Regions from separate parts of the Homo sapiens genome. Here all the other regions are linked to region 3. The links are chromatin contacts, found by Hi-C or POLR2A ChIA-PET in ENCODE. All regions are on one chromosome and are shown on one strand. Each heading gives the region's core, a stretch centred on a gene start or an enhancer-like site at or near the end of the contact. The rest is flanking DNA. Distances are from core to core; before and after follow the strand shown.

Region 1 (2,700 bases), core at 59-2,558, 320 kb after region 3:
TGCAGGGACCCTGGCCTGCCACCGATAAAGGAGAAACAGACTCATCTCCAAATATTTGGCAAAAATAAATGAGAATACCCATAAGACCAGGGAGTGTGCTAACTATCACAGTCAGTCACCATCACCCTGGCCCAAGGTCATCAGTCTCTGGCACAGGGGCAGGGAGAGGAGCTGGTATTGGGGTAGGTGTCTCATGGTCCTCTCTGACTTTGACCCCAAAAGTCTGGAACTATCTGTCTAAACTTTACACCTTTCTCATACCTAACTAGGTTTTCAGCCTGCATACCACTCAGCACAAGATGTTCAAAATTACCTCCTAGATGAAGCAACACCTCCTTCAAGCCCCTAGGGCTTTGGTGAACAGGTCTCAGGTCTACTCAAACTCTGTTGTCTTGAGACTGTGAGAGATGTTGGTAAAAATCCCATCAGCATGACAGGTTGGAGTGAAGTCATCTTAGCTCCTTCATCAGGCACACAATCTCTCTTTAGGAGATGTGGGTTCTGCCCTAGCTCTGTCACCATCTCTCCATGTGACTCATCTGAGTCTCTCCTCTTTTCTGTGTCTCTCTGTTCCAAAGCCAGGTTCTGTTCTATGACCCTCTAACAGAGAGCCTTCCCTCCACCTTCAGTTATTTCAGCTGCCTTTCTGTGAACTTGAGCTTGTTGGAAGACAGACTTGTTGAAATTCAAAAGATCACCCATCTCTGACTTTAAATAACAAGAGCTGTCAACTTGGAGCAGTGGATTGGCATTCAGCTCAGAATGTGCAGCTGCTGGGTTTGGTTGGTTGTTGCCTATGTGCATGTGTGTGTGTGTGTGTGCGTGCGTTTTAATATCTATTTGCTAGGAGGCATGAAAAAGCACTTAGCTGGGATAGTGCTGCTATTTCTCTGGAGCTAGAGCAAAAATTTTTTCAGCACATTAAAGCATGCAGTTATGCTAAGAAAAAAAATGCCTGCAAAATTATATCTTGGGGGTTTCCATATTTATCCATCCCCTGGACTATGAGTCAAAACAAGATTTATTTGTGTGGTTCATTTTAAACTGCCAGCACTTCAAGCTCAACTTGGAACGTGGAGAAAAAAAAATCAAACTGCTATTTTTTGCACCATGCTGTACATTGTCACCAATGACAAAGATCGCAGAATGAGGTTTAGCTAGCAGCCCAGGAAGGGAGAGGGAAGTGGGCCAGGACCCCTTGAGCTGAAGAACTGTTCTGCTTTGAGAGAGAAGCAAGAAGGACTGAAAAGTAAATGAACACCTGCTTTTCAGGAGCAGATTTCAGCCATGGACCACAGGACAAGAGAGAAGCAGTGCAGTGTGGCAAAGCCCTCGCTTCTAGATCGGGTGGTGCTGCTGACAAGTGTGGGCGCCTTTGGGAAAGTCACTTCCTCTTTTTGGATCATAGTTTTTCTTACTTATAAAACAAGAGGTTGCATTAGATTAATCTCCACGTTTTTTTCCAGCTCGGAAACACTGGTCTATTCGGCTTAACTCCGCCAATTCTATTTCACTTCCTCGACTCACATGCCCAGGAATCTAGTGCCATCAGAACGACAAGAGGCTCTAAACAAGAAGCTCAGCATCCCAGGACTGCAGACACTGGGGGCCAGCAATCCGGCTCTGGGGGAAATACCAGCCCATACAGGCTTGTACAGGCTGGCGTTCTAATTTCTATTTTCTCTACCCGACACAGGCCCCAGAGTCTTCTGATGTCCAGTTTGTCCCATGGCCACACGTGGGGCCTTAGAGCCTGACTAGTTTCTTTTCCAGATTGGAATGGTTAAACCAATTCTACCCAATTGAGATAAGAAATTGGGGGTGGGTTGGAAATGCCGAGTTGGCCGAAAGACTGCCTGCGGTGACTTCCTATAAGGCACTCAGGAGAATCGGCACAGAGGGCATCTGCTGGGCCTCTTCTGCAGAAGGCCTGCAGGCAAGGTAAAGTTGCCTAGACTGGGTGAAATAGCAGAACAAGGGCAAGGCCACAGTCTTCCCATCTCATCAAGCAGTGCTGGTGCTCTCTTGCACCAAAGGATTTTGGTTCCCTCTGGGCTGGAAGGACCCTCCAGAATCTCCTCATCCACACACATTCCTGCTCCGTCTTGGCCTCCCAGAGAGATAGTCAAATGCCATCATACACTGTAGAAATTTAGGGGCCAGGAGGGAGCATTTGGTCTGCTGCCTTGTTGAATGATTGGCCAAAGTTTCATGGCCAGGAAGTGATCAAGATGGGATAGTAAGAACTTCCTTTCAGGGAACTCCACTACCTCCCCCGAGCATCTGTTCCCACCCCACACAACCTCTTCCAAGAGTCTTTCCCATGCAGGCATGTACAGCAACTGAAGCCCTTTTTTCTTGTATGCTTTTCAGGTTGAGGGAGGAAGGGGGACTGTGAACAGCTGGCCACCATTCACTTACTAATAAGGCTTCAGAACCTTGAAGACTGTTATTAAAGCTCCCCCTCCACCCTCCCTTCTCCAGGCGAGGGAGTTGGTAAAGTGCTCAGAGCTCTTTGGAAAAATAAGGTGCTCCACAAATATAAGGTACTTATTATTTTCAGTTCCCCTCAGATCAAATTAGGTGTCAAGTTTTAATCTATCACCTGACACCTCTGATTGCTGGTTGCCAAGGCAGAATGACTTAGCTTTTCAAGAATCTAGAGAATAATTGCATTTATGATGCCACCGTTCCACACCT
Region 2 (2,700 bases), core at 1-2,500, 450 kb after region 3:
TTAAAAACTGCGCATGAAGTAGCTCTTATGGGCAAATACTAAACCATGAGGTTGTACATATTCATTTCACCTGAAAAGGGGCATGAACTCTGGACCCTTCAACAAAAATGCTGATTCCACGTGGAGCAAACTGCTCTGATTTCATATCCCTATGCCCACATCCTTGATAAAAAGACTCTTCGGTACATGCTGCTTTCTTCCAGAGACAAGGAACCCATCACCTCATGAGTTAGGTTCTTCCTCCTGACCCTCTGACCACCCTGGGGACTCCCACGGATTGGCTCTTTCTGTCCTCTTGAGTCACACAGAACGAATTCCTTTGAGACTCCTGGTGTCCTCCACAGAGCCAAACAGGGCAGGTTCCTAAGCACACTGTGTAAACAGATAAATGAACTCAGAGGGCTTTCCCACGTGGCAGGGTACATTCGCTGCATCCCGTGCATGCATGGGTGCACAGACACACACTCGCACACACACGGACACACACACACACACACGGACACACACACACAGACACACACACACACGGACACACACACACACGGACAGAGTCAGCACAACGCCTCTGAGCCACACAGCCAGGCCAGCACACGCGGGGGCCAGGGCGGAAGCCAAGCCCCAGCAGCCGCCCACTTCCTGACCTCCTTCCTTTGCTCTGGGAGGTTCTCTCTCTGTGTCTTTCTGACTGTCTGTCTCGGTTCTTTGTTTCTCGGCATGGCAACAGTTGTGGATGCTGCCTGCGTGGCCAGGGCTCCTAGTAGCACTGACCTGCAAGGTAGGAGTTTTGGTTCTTAGACTTGAGACCTTGGGCAAGTCACTTTACCATTCTGAGCCTCAGTTTCCTCATCTGTGAAATGAAGAGGCTGGATGAGGCTGGAGGGTTCCTAAGGTCCTTTCCTGACCAAAACCCTAGTGCTTCTCGGCTCTCCTCCAGTCCCGTTACCGAGTGACAGGGAGGGGAGCAAGGGCCAGGCCAGGCCTGGGGGTGGCAGGGGAGCCAGCTGTTCCCCCCCAAGGGCACACAGCCTCCATCCAGGCCCTCTGCGAGTTCCATGTGCGGCAGACACGCGCTCACACTTCGCAGCCGGAGGAGCAGGCAGGAAGCGCCGCCCCCCGGCCGCCCCGGCCGCCCACCCTCAACCTTCCTCCACGTTACCTTGGGCGTGTAGGCTTCCCGTGGACCTGCCCGCGCCGCCCGCTCGGCTCTCAGCTGTCAAGCAGCCGCCTGCTCCGCCCGACTCTTTCCGCTCCGAGCCGCGCGGGCTGGACCAGCCCCTCAGCGGAGCTGAACGGGAAGCGGCGCCCCCTGGACGCCCTCCGGGACGTGCGCGCGCCAAGCGGTGGGGTCCGGGCCTGCAGGCGCGACCTGAGGCCGCCAGGGAGGCTGGGTGGCGAGGGCGGGGCGGCTGCCGACTTAGCCGGCCTGACTGGTCGGGCTTCCGGGGTCCCGCTGCTCCCTAGGCCCCTTGCCCCGATTCAGGCTCCCAAGGTGGGGCATCAGTCCGGCCCTCGCTGGCTCACTGGAGAGGTGGTGTCTGGGAGTGCACCCCCGAAAACCCGGCAGCAGCCCGGCGTCACTCCGGCTGTTACCTCTGGGAGCAGAAACTAAAGGGGATCCTTATTCTTTATACTTTTCTGACTCTTCTATATATTCTACTGTGGGCATGAATCGTTAAAAACAAAACAAAACACCAAAAACCCAATACGTATTTGTTAATAAAGCACTGAGTAAATCTTCAAAGGCCTCCCGAGGTGCTCCGGCTGCAGGATAACCCCTCAGCTTAGCGCACAAGGCAAGGCCCACCCTGCCCTCTCCGGCCACAACCTAATTTTCCAGCCTCACCCTCTCTCCCTCACACACACACAACACTTTCGCTCTGGACACACTAGCTGTTGCCAAACACCAGCTGTTCTTCATGGCTGCTGGGAGTTCTTCTTTTTGCCTGGAACACCCTCCCCTTTCATCTCTGCCTGTTGAAATCCTACTCATCCATCCAGGCCCCTCTGAAATGTCACCTTTTTGGAGAACCCTTCCCCAGACACTGCCCCTGCAGAGTGCCCCAGTTCTTTCCTGGCAAGCCCATCTTTCTGGTACTGGTTTATGTAGTAGCATCCCCCTCTCACACGCGCTAAGTCCTATTCCAAGGTGGAGAGAAACAAATTAGCACTTACTGAGCAGCTGTTATAAATTACTCTGTGGAGTCCTTTCTTCTCCTTGCAGCCCAGCCAGCCACTAGCCCACAACCTCCCTCCACCCTGCCAGAGTTTCAGAAGGCTGTCAGGGGCTCTGAGGCCTGCCCTCTGGTGTGTCCCTACTGCGTGCCTTGGCTTTTCTGGCTCTGTCCTGGGTATGCTTCCCTGTGTCAACTCCCAAGGTCTGCAAGCTGGTGGCTTGACCTTCTCTCAGCCTTATGTGAGGAAAGAAGGACATTTCATTATCAGAATCTGAGAAGTGGAAGGGGCCTCAGAGATTATCCAGTGTAAAGCCTGCCCACCCATTTTACAGAGCAGAAAACTGTGACCAGAGAGATAAGGTCAGAGGCATCGGAGGTACCTACCATTGTTATTGTTGTTTTTAATAGTGTTAATACTTGCACGTTTAGATCGCCTTTCACTTCTAAATCAATGCGTTGTCATTCATTTGCCCCTTACAGTCTCAGAGGTATTACAGTGGTTAGTGCACAGACTCTGGAGGCCAAA
Region 3 (2,700 bases), core at 56-2,555:
CATGGACACCCCCTGCCCCCCGCCACCTTCTTCTTCCTCTCCTCCCTCCCACTCAAGGATGCACTGGGATAATGTCATCATGATCCTGATAATGATGATGACCTGTTGTCAGGTCTCGACTCTGTCTGCAGGAGAGGGGCACTGGGCTAGAGCAGCCCCGTGAATGTCCCGTGCCACCTGGGGTGACAGTAGATTCCCCTAAGTATAGAAACAACACCCCGACTTTCCCCAATGTTTCCAGCTGCTGCTGCCGCCCTGACCTTGCGAATCTGGATGTAGAGGGCAGGCTGGTGGAGGTGCCTGTGGGCCGTACCCACTTGTCTCTCAGCAAGGCTAGTGAAGAAGGTAGCTTCTTCCCCTCCTCTCTCCTCTCCATCCCTCCAAACCTGGAGGGCAGCAGGGAGTGTGACCACTGCCTTCAGCTTGGAGACTCGGTGCTGAGGGCTCTGTTAATCCACCTCGGGGCCTCAGGGTCACAGCTGAAATGTGGCTTAGGAGGTTATTTCATGTCCCACCAGCTTAAGCAAGTGGCTGTCACAGCCCCTCCACCCACGTAGGTGTTATGCGGCATGCCCTCTTCCCCTGTCCCCACCTCATGGGTTGATGATTTTCCTGTGCACTTTCTGGATCTTTCTGATCCATGCTAAGGGGGAGGCCAGAAGGGAGCTGTTAGGCCAGCACAGATTTGTGCTGTAAGCAAAATTCACGTCTCGTACAGTGTACATCTGATGCTGGGGGAGGACAGGAGGAGCTAGGCTCTCAAGAGACACACTTCTGCATGAGATGTGTGTTCCCAGGGTGCTCCCAGGAGAGGTCCAATAAGGGTGGAGGTGTATGGGCCAGACTCATCAATGTGGGTCCACATGCACACACACACGCGCACACCCCCACCCTGAATCGTGCAGAGGGCACAGGATACTGACCCGCCGGATCCCTGAGTAAGCATCAGCATCTCTCTCCTGACAGAAGACGCGAAGAAACCAGCACGGAATGGCTCCAGGCAGCCAGCAGGGGGCGAGCAGAGACAAGACAGGACAAGTTCCCTGCAGGTGCCGGAGAAGGCCAACCGGGTTGGGCCGGGCCCTGGGGCCCAGCTGCATGGTGTCTGGTGCTTTTTTTCGGCAGCTGCCTGGGTGTGGCACTCGGCCACACGTGGGACATTTTTTTTTTAACAGGGAAGTCGTCATGCCTTCAGCTTCTTATGAGGTTTCTGAGTCAGCTCCTGGCTGTCATCAGAGAACACGAAGGAGGGGCCAGGGAAGTTCCAGGAAGTCATTCCAAAGTGATTGCTTGGTTTCCCTTTTCACGACCTGCAGATCCCAACACTCCAGGATGGTGCAGGACATCAGTCTCAAGGTAATTGGTCACAGAGGTGAGAACCTTACTGAAAAATCAGAATGTGAACCCTGGAAGGTTCCTGAAAGATGAGCTAGACGGTTTTGAAACTGTATTGGGAATCCCAAGTGTAGCTCAAGGCTACTGGTCTTCGAGGTACCAGGCTGGGTATGTCGGGGAGGTAGGTGCCTGGTGTCTGCCTGCTGGCGACGATGACTGCGAGCCCTTTCTCAAGACTTCGGCCCACCTGGGTCTTGGGCAATGTAGTGCCCAGCATCGGCCGCGAGAGGGAGCTCTAACCTGAGACTTGGCGGCCGCAGGGCTGGCTCAGTGGACCGCAGGGGAGAAAACAGGGCAAGGGGTTGAGCGCCATCAGGAGCCATTCCACAGTGACCATGGAGGAGCAGAGACTGCATGGTGGGGGTTGTGAGTGGGGAGAAAGCGTCCACTCACCTGAAAGCCCAACGACCTGGTCTCCTCGGCATCAGACTTACACAGCAGTTCCATCCACCTTGACCTTAGGGCTCAGGGCATCTGCAGCCCTACTGCCGGCCCTCGGCCTCACTGCCCTCATCTGGCAGCTTCTATGTGCTCTCGGGGCTGGAGAGGTCAGGAAGAAATAGACAGAGTGGGCCAGGCTTGGTCGGAGTCCATACAGAGCAGGCCCCCTCTGCACGGGGAGTCACAGATTTCTGGAAACCTCAGCTGAGCCTGGTGCAGTGGCACAGAGCAGCCCTGCCCCAGTTCCCAGTGGTGACTCCTCTGGGGTTCAGCACATGGGACAGAAGACCTGCCCTGGGGAGGTGCAAAAGAGCGGCAATGCTAACGCCACCTGGGCTCCCTGGCCCTGCAGGTGAGTGAGGATGAAGGGGAGCAGGCTGGTCTGGCCAGGGAGAAACTGGGGCTTTTTTTTTTTTTTTTTTTTTTTTGAGAGACAGTGTGCCCTTGCAGAGAGAATACAAATGATGGTGTCACATGTTGAGCACCTGCTATCTGCTCAGCAGTGAGCCAGACACTTCCATGGGTGTTGCTAATTCCCATCACCAGCTACCAGATGAGGTCCGGTCAGCCCCATTTCACAAATCAGTGACTGAGGCTCAGAGATGAAATAAATGGCCCTAGGTCACACAACTTGCAGGTGGCAGAACCAAGGTGAGTGTCCCTCCAAAGGCTAGAGACCCTCCTCCCAGCATGTTAGGCTGTAGCTGGACCCTCCAGGCCCACAGACCATGTGGGTAGCTGGCACCATCATCTGAAAGGACCCTATGCTGGGAGTCTCTCCAAGCCAGCCAAGGCCACCATCCCTTGCTTCTCTTTCCCACAGACCTCTGAGTCGGGGTAGGGAGTTTGCGAAAGCGAAGGGCC
Region 4 (2,700 bases), core at 173-2,672, 350 kb after region 3:
AAGCCAGAGTGTGGAGTAGTATTTCAACTACAGTGGTCAGTGACGCCCTCACTAATAAGACAGCATTTGCATAGAGCCTTGAAGGAGCGGGAGAAGCATTCCAGGCAGAGGAGAGGCTAGGGCAAAGCCTTGTGCTGGGATACACCTAGTGTGAGCAAGAAATAGGAGGAAGTAGAGTGCCCAAAGGGAGAGTAGTTAGGAGATGAAGCGAGAGAAAAAGTGGATGGTGGTCAGGACCTGTCTCTTCACAGCCCTGTGGGACACTGTACGAACTTTGATTTTTACTCCAAATGAGATATGAAGCCAAGGGGCTGGGGGTGGTGGGGGTGAAGCAGATGGCAAAGAAGTGTCAAGATCTGGCTTCAGTTTTCAAAGGATCCCTCTGGATGGGTGCTAAGAACAGATTGCTGGGGGCAAGCGTGGGGTCCTGACACTTGACGAATATTTTTAGCAACATGGAGGTCATTGGCAACCTGGGTAAGAACCGTTTTTTTGGAACAGCACGGGGAAAAGGCCTGATTGGTGGGTTGAGAATGTGAAGAAAAGGAGTGGAGACAGTGAATGTGAACAACTCTTCTGAAAGTTTTGTTGTAAAGGGGTTGAAGAAATGGCAAAGCAAGTAGCTGGGTGGGGAAGTGAGGACAAGAGTTGTTAGACAAGAAACATTAGAGTACATTTGTAGGTATCTTCAAAAGAGATAAAACTGACAATGGAGGAGAGAAAGAACAAATGCTGGACTAGTCCTTGAGGAGCCAGGAAGGGACAGGCTCTAATTCTAGAGTGTGAGTTGGGCACGGGGGTAGGGGGTGGCCTCTGTGACGAGTATGGGGAGTACATCCACCGTAACAGAGAAGAAGGCAGAGACATGGGCATGGGAGGAAGCTCTTATTGCATGGTTCCAGCTGTGAAACAGGAGCAAGCGTGAGGATGGAAAAGGAGGAGTCTTTTTTCCAGGACTTAAAGTAGGAGCAGTTGGGAAAGTGAGTTGACTGGGTCGCAGCGCGACTGCAGAATGCACTTGGGGATCACAGTGGAGAATTTCATCCGTTAACACAAGAGGTGGAGAGGGCAGGCCAGATGACCTCAACGTGCTTAGCAGTTTTGTGATTCTATGACTCTTCTGGCCAGTGGCCTCTGAACAAACCCACACTTTTGAAGGGCAAGGGAGGGCACAGCCATGGTTAGGCCCTGATCATCATAATGCAGCCATTTATGGAGCACTTATTGTGGGCCAGGCGCTCCGCTAAGTGTGTTGTAAACTATAGAAAGAGATTTTAGGTGGGGCCTGAGGTGTCACCACCTGGGCAACTGACTTCCAATTCCACCAGTCTTGCAGAAAACATTAGGAATGTGCCAGGGTTGTTTTCAGTTACCTGCATGAGGTGAGCAGGCAGGCACACAGCCAGGGCCTTCAGAATAAGTCAGGAGGGACATGGAGGTTATTTCACAAGTCCTGAGAATGGCAAAGTGAGCTGCTCATGCCAGAGGGATCCTCGCTCCGCGCGGAGCTGTGAGTTAGCACCCTTGCACATGAGCAAGGACCTTGGGAGACCTGGAAAGTCCCACCGTTTTTTGGAAAGCAGGCTGCATTGTTTCCTGCTTTGTGGCTTCCTGCTTTATGGGGATGTAGCCATCCCCATACAGAAGCCTCAGTATTTAAAGAAACATATCTGCTTTTGTTTGCATCGCTGCTCTACTGTGATTCCTACTCACATGTATCATCTAATTCTCAAAAGAAGCCTGTCAGCTAGGCATGGGAAAATTAAGACTCGGGTTGGTTAAGTCAACTGCCCAAGGTCACACAAGCTAATGAGAGGAAGTGCTGGGTTTTGAATCAGATCCAGCTTCAAAGTGCATGTTCCTAATCAAGTGCCCTGAAATTGCTTGCGTTTGTACCCAATGTCCTTCGGATGGCAGCCCTTCTCACCCCGTCACACCCCAGCTGTTGTCCTGATTCCACCACCGTCCCACCCCTACCCTCCCCTGACATTCCCGCTGTCCCCCACCCCCACCTCAGCATTATCTCTCCCTTGATTCCTGGTGGTTTCACTGTGAAGGGGAGATCTGCCATAAGGCCTTCCCTCCACCTCTCAGCTTTCATTAGCCATTGGGGCTTAAGCTTGGTAACCCTGGATCGATGGCACAGAAAGGCCTCAGGCCTTTTGTGATTCTGCACAAATGCTAGCCTCCATTAAAAAGACCCATAAGTATTTGTAGAGAGCTGCCTTGTCATTCTCCCCTGCTCATTCTCTTTGAATCTACCCTTTCATTTTTTTCTAAATGCAATAGAAAAAAAAGACCCCAAACTTGTCCTTATACGTTTTGTTCTCTTCCTTTTACTAAAGTCTTCCTAAGAATCAAGACCTTCGCGCAAATGGATTATAGCCTGGTCACCTAAGAACCCCTTTACATGTTCCCTGGCTCTGGAGGCTGAATCATGTACTGAGCACAATCAATCTGAAACGCATTCAGGTTAAAGCACTTTTCCATTTGGTAGCATCATAGATGCCAGACACAGTGAGCTTCCCTTGCTTTCACAAAAACAAAAACCTTCATAACATAACTAGGAAGTGATTCAAAACCACTTGCACTTCAAAAATCAGAACCCAAAGTCCTTCTGTTTCCTCACCATTCCCCAAGAGGTGCTCAGCAGGCAGTGACTTAGAAACTTCATGGGCAACATCAAAAATTCCATCTTTC

What was found. Hi-C counts contacts between places; a loop is a spot of excess contacts on that map. ChIA-PET counts read pairs that join two places held with the same protein, here RNA polymerase II (POLR2A). Pooled maps may share reads with other maps.
Region 1: a loop to region 3 is called in a map of posterior cingulate gyrus, with 2.7 times the contacts of the local background. The contact joins the enhancer-like site here to the promoter of LINC02827 in region 3. A Hi-C loop is called at or near these places in 1 of 168 maps with a recorded cell type or tissue (posterior cingulate gyrus), 1 of 37 single-sample maps with no recorded cell type and 2 of 50 pooled maps. POLR2A ChIA-PET finds 5 or more read pairs at or near these places in 1 of 52 experiments (activated T-cell).
Region 2: a loop to region 3 is called in a map of B cell, with 23 times the contacts of the local background. The contact joins the promoter of CRACR2A here to the promoter of LINC02827 in region 3. A Hi-C loop is called at or near these places in 2 of 168 maps with a recorded cell type or tissue (B cell and HCT116), 6 of 37 single-sample maps with no recorded cell type and 15 of 50 pooled maps. POLR2A ChIA-PET finds 5 or more read pairs at or near these places in 4 of 52 experiments (CD4-positive, alpha-beta memory T cell, activated CD4-positive, alpha-beta T cell, activated CD4-positive, alpha-beta memory T cell and 1 more).
Region 4: a map of HCT116 shows a loop between it and region 3 (12-fold over the local background). The contact joins the enhancer-like site here to the promoter of LINC02827 in region 3. A Hi-C loop is called at or near these places in 27 of 168 maps with a recorded cell type or tissue (A673, Caco-2, HCT116 and 18 more), 7 of 37 single-sample maps with no recorded cell type and 33 of 50 pooled maps. POLR2A ChIA-PET finds 5 or more read pairs at or near these places in 1 of 52 experiments (activated CD4-positive, alpha-beta T cell).

The regions. Positions count from the first base shown.
Region 1 is chr12:3,621,828-3,624,527 of GRCh38, forward strand. The region is part of intron 17 of CRACR2A (calcium release activated channel regulator 2A); the gene reads right to left. Among named protein-coding and RNA genes, the nearest start is that of CRACR2A, 130 kb to the right of the region's middle. Within about 2 kb of position 1,309, at least 2 of the 41 ENCODE cell types and tissues checked have a DNase peak (open chromatin) inside an H3K27ac peak, as active enhancers do.
Region 2 is chr12:3,751,859-3,754,558 of GRCh38, forward strand. CRACR2A (calcium release activated channel regulator 2A) reads right to left here and starts at 1,251. Exons shown (of 20, transcript NM_001144958.2): 1 at 1,157-1,251. RefSeq lists a silencer at 986-1,485.
Region 3 is chr12:3,299,058-3,301,757 of GRCh38, forward strand. It overlaps LINC02827 (long intergenic non-protein coding RNA 2827), which reads left to right and starts at 1,306. Exons shown (of 5, transcript NR_187483.1): 1 at 1,306-1,356. LOC100128253 (a long non-coding RNA gene) reads right to left here. Exons shown (of 12, transcript NR_148995.1): 8 at 1,789-1,935; 9 at 1,525-1,657; 10 at 924-1,384; 11 at 261-479. RefSeq lists an enhancer at 886-1,105 and a silencer at 1,706-2,000.
Region 4 is chr12:3,645,194-3,647,893 of GRCh38, forward strand. All of the region lies in intron 11 of CRACR2A (calcium release activated channel regulator 2A), which reads right to left. Among named protein-coding and RNA genes, the nearest start is that of CRACR2A, 110 kb to the right of the region's middle. Within about 2 kb of position 1,423, at least 2 of the 41 ENCODE cell types and tissues checked have a DNase peak (open chromatin) inside an H3K27ac peak, as active enhancers do.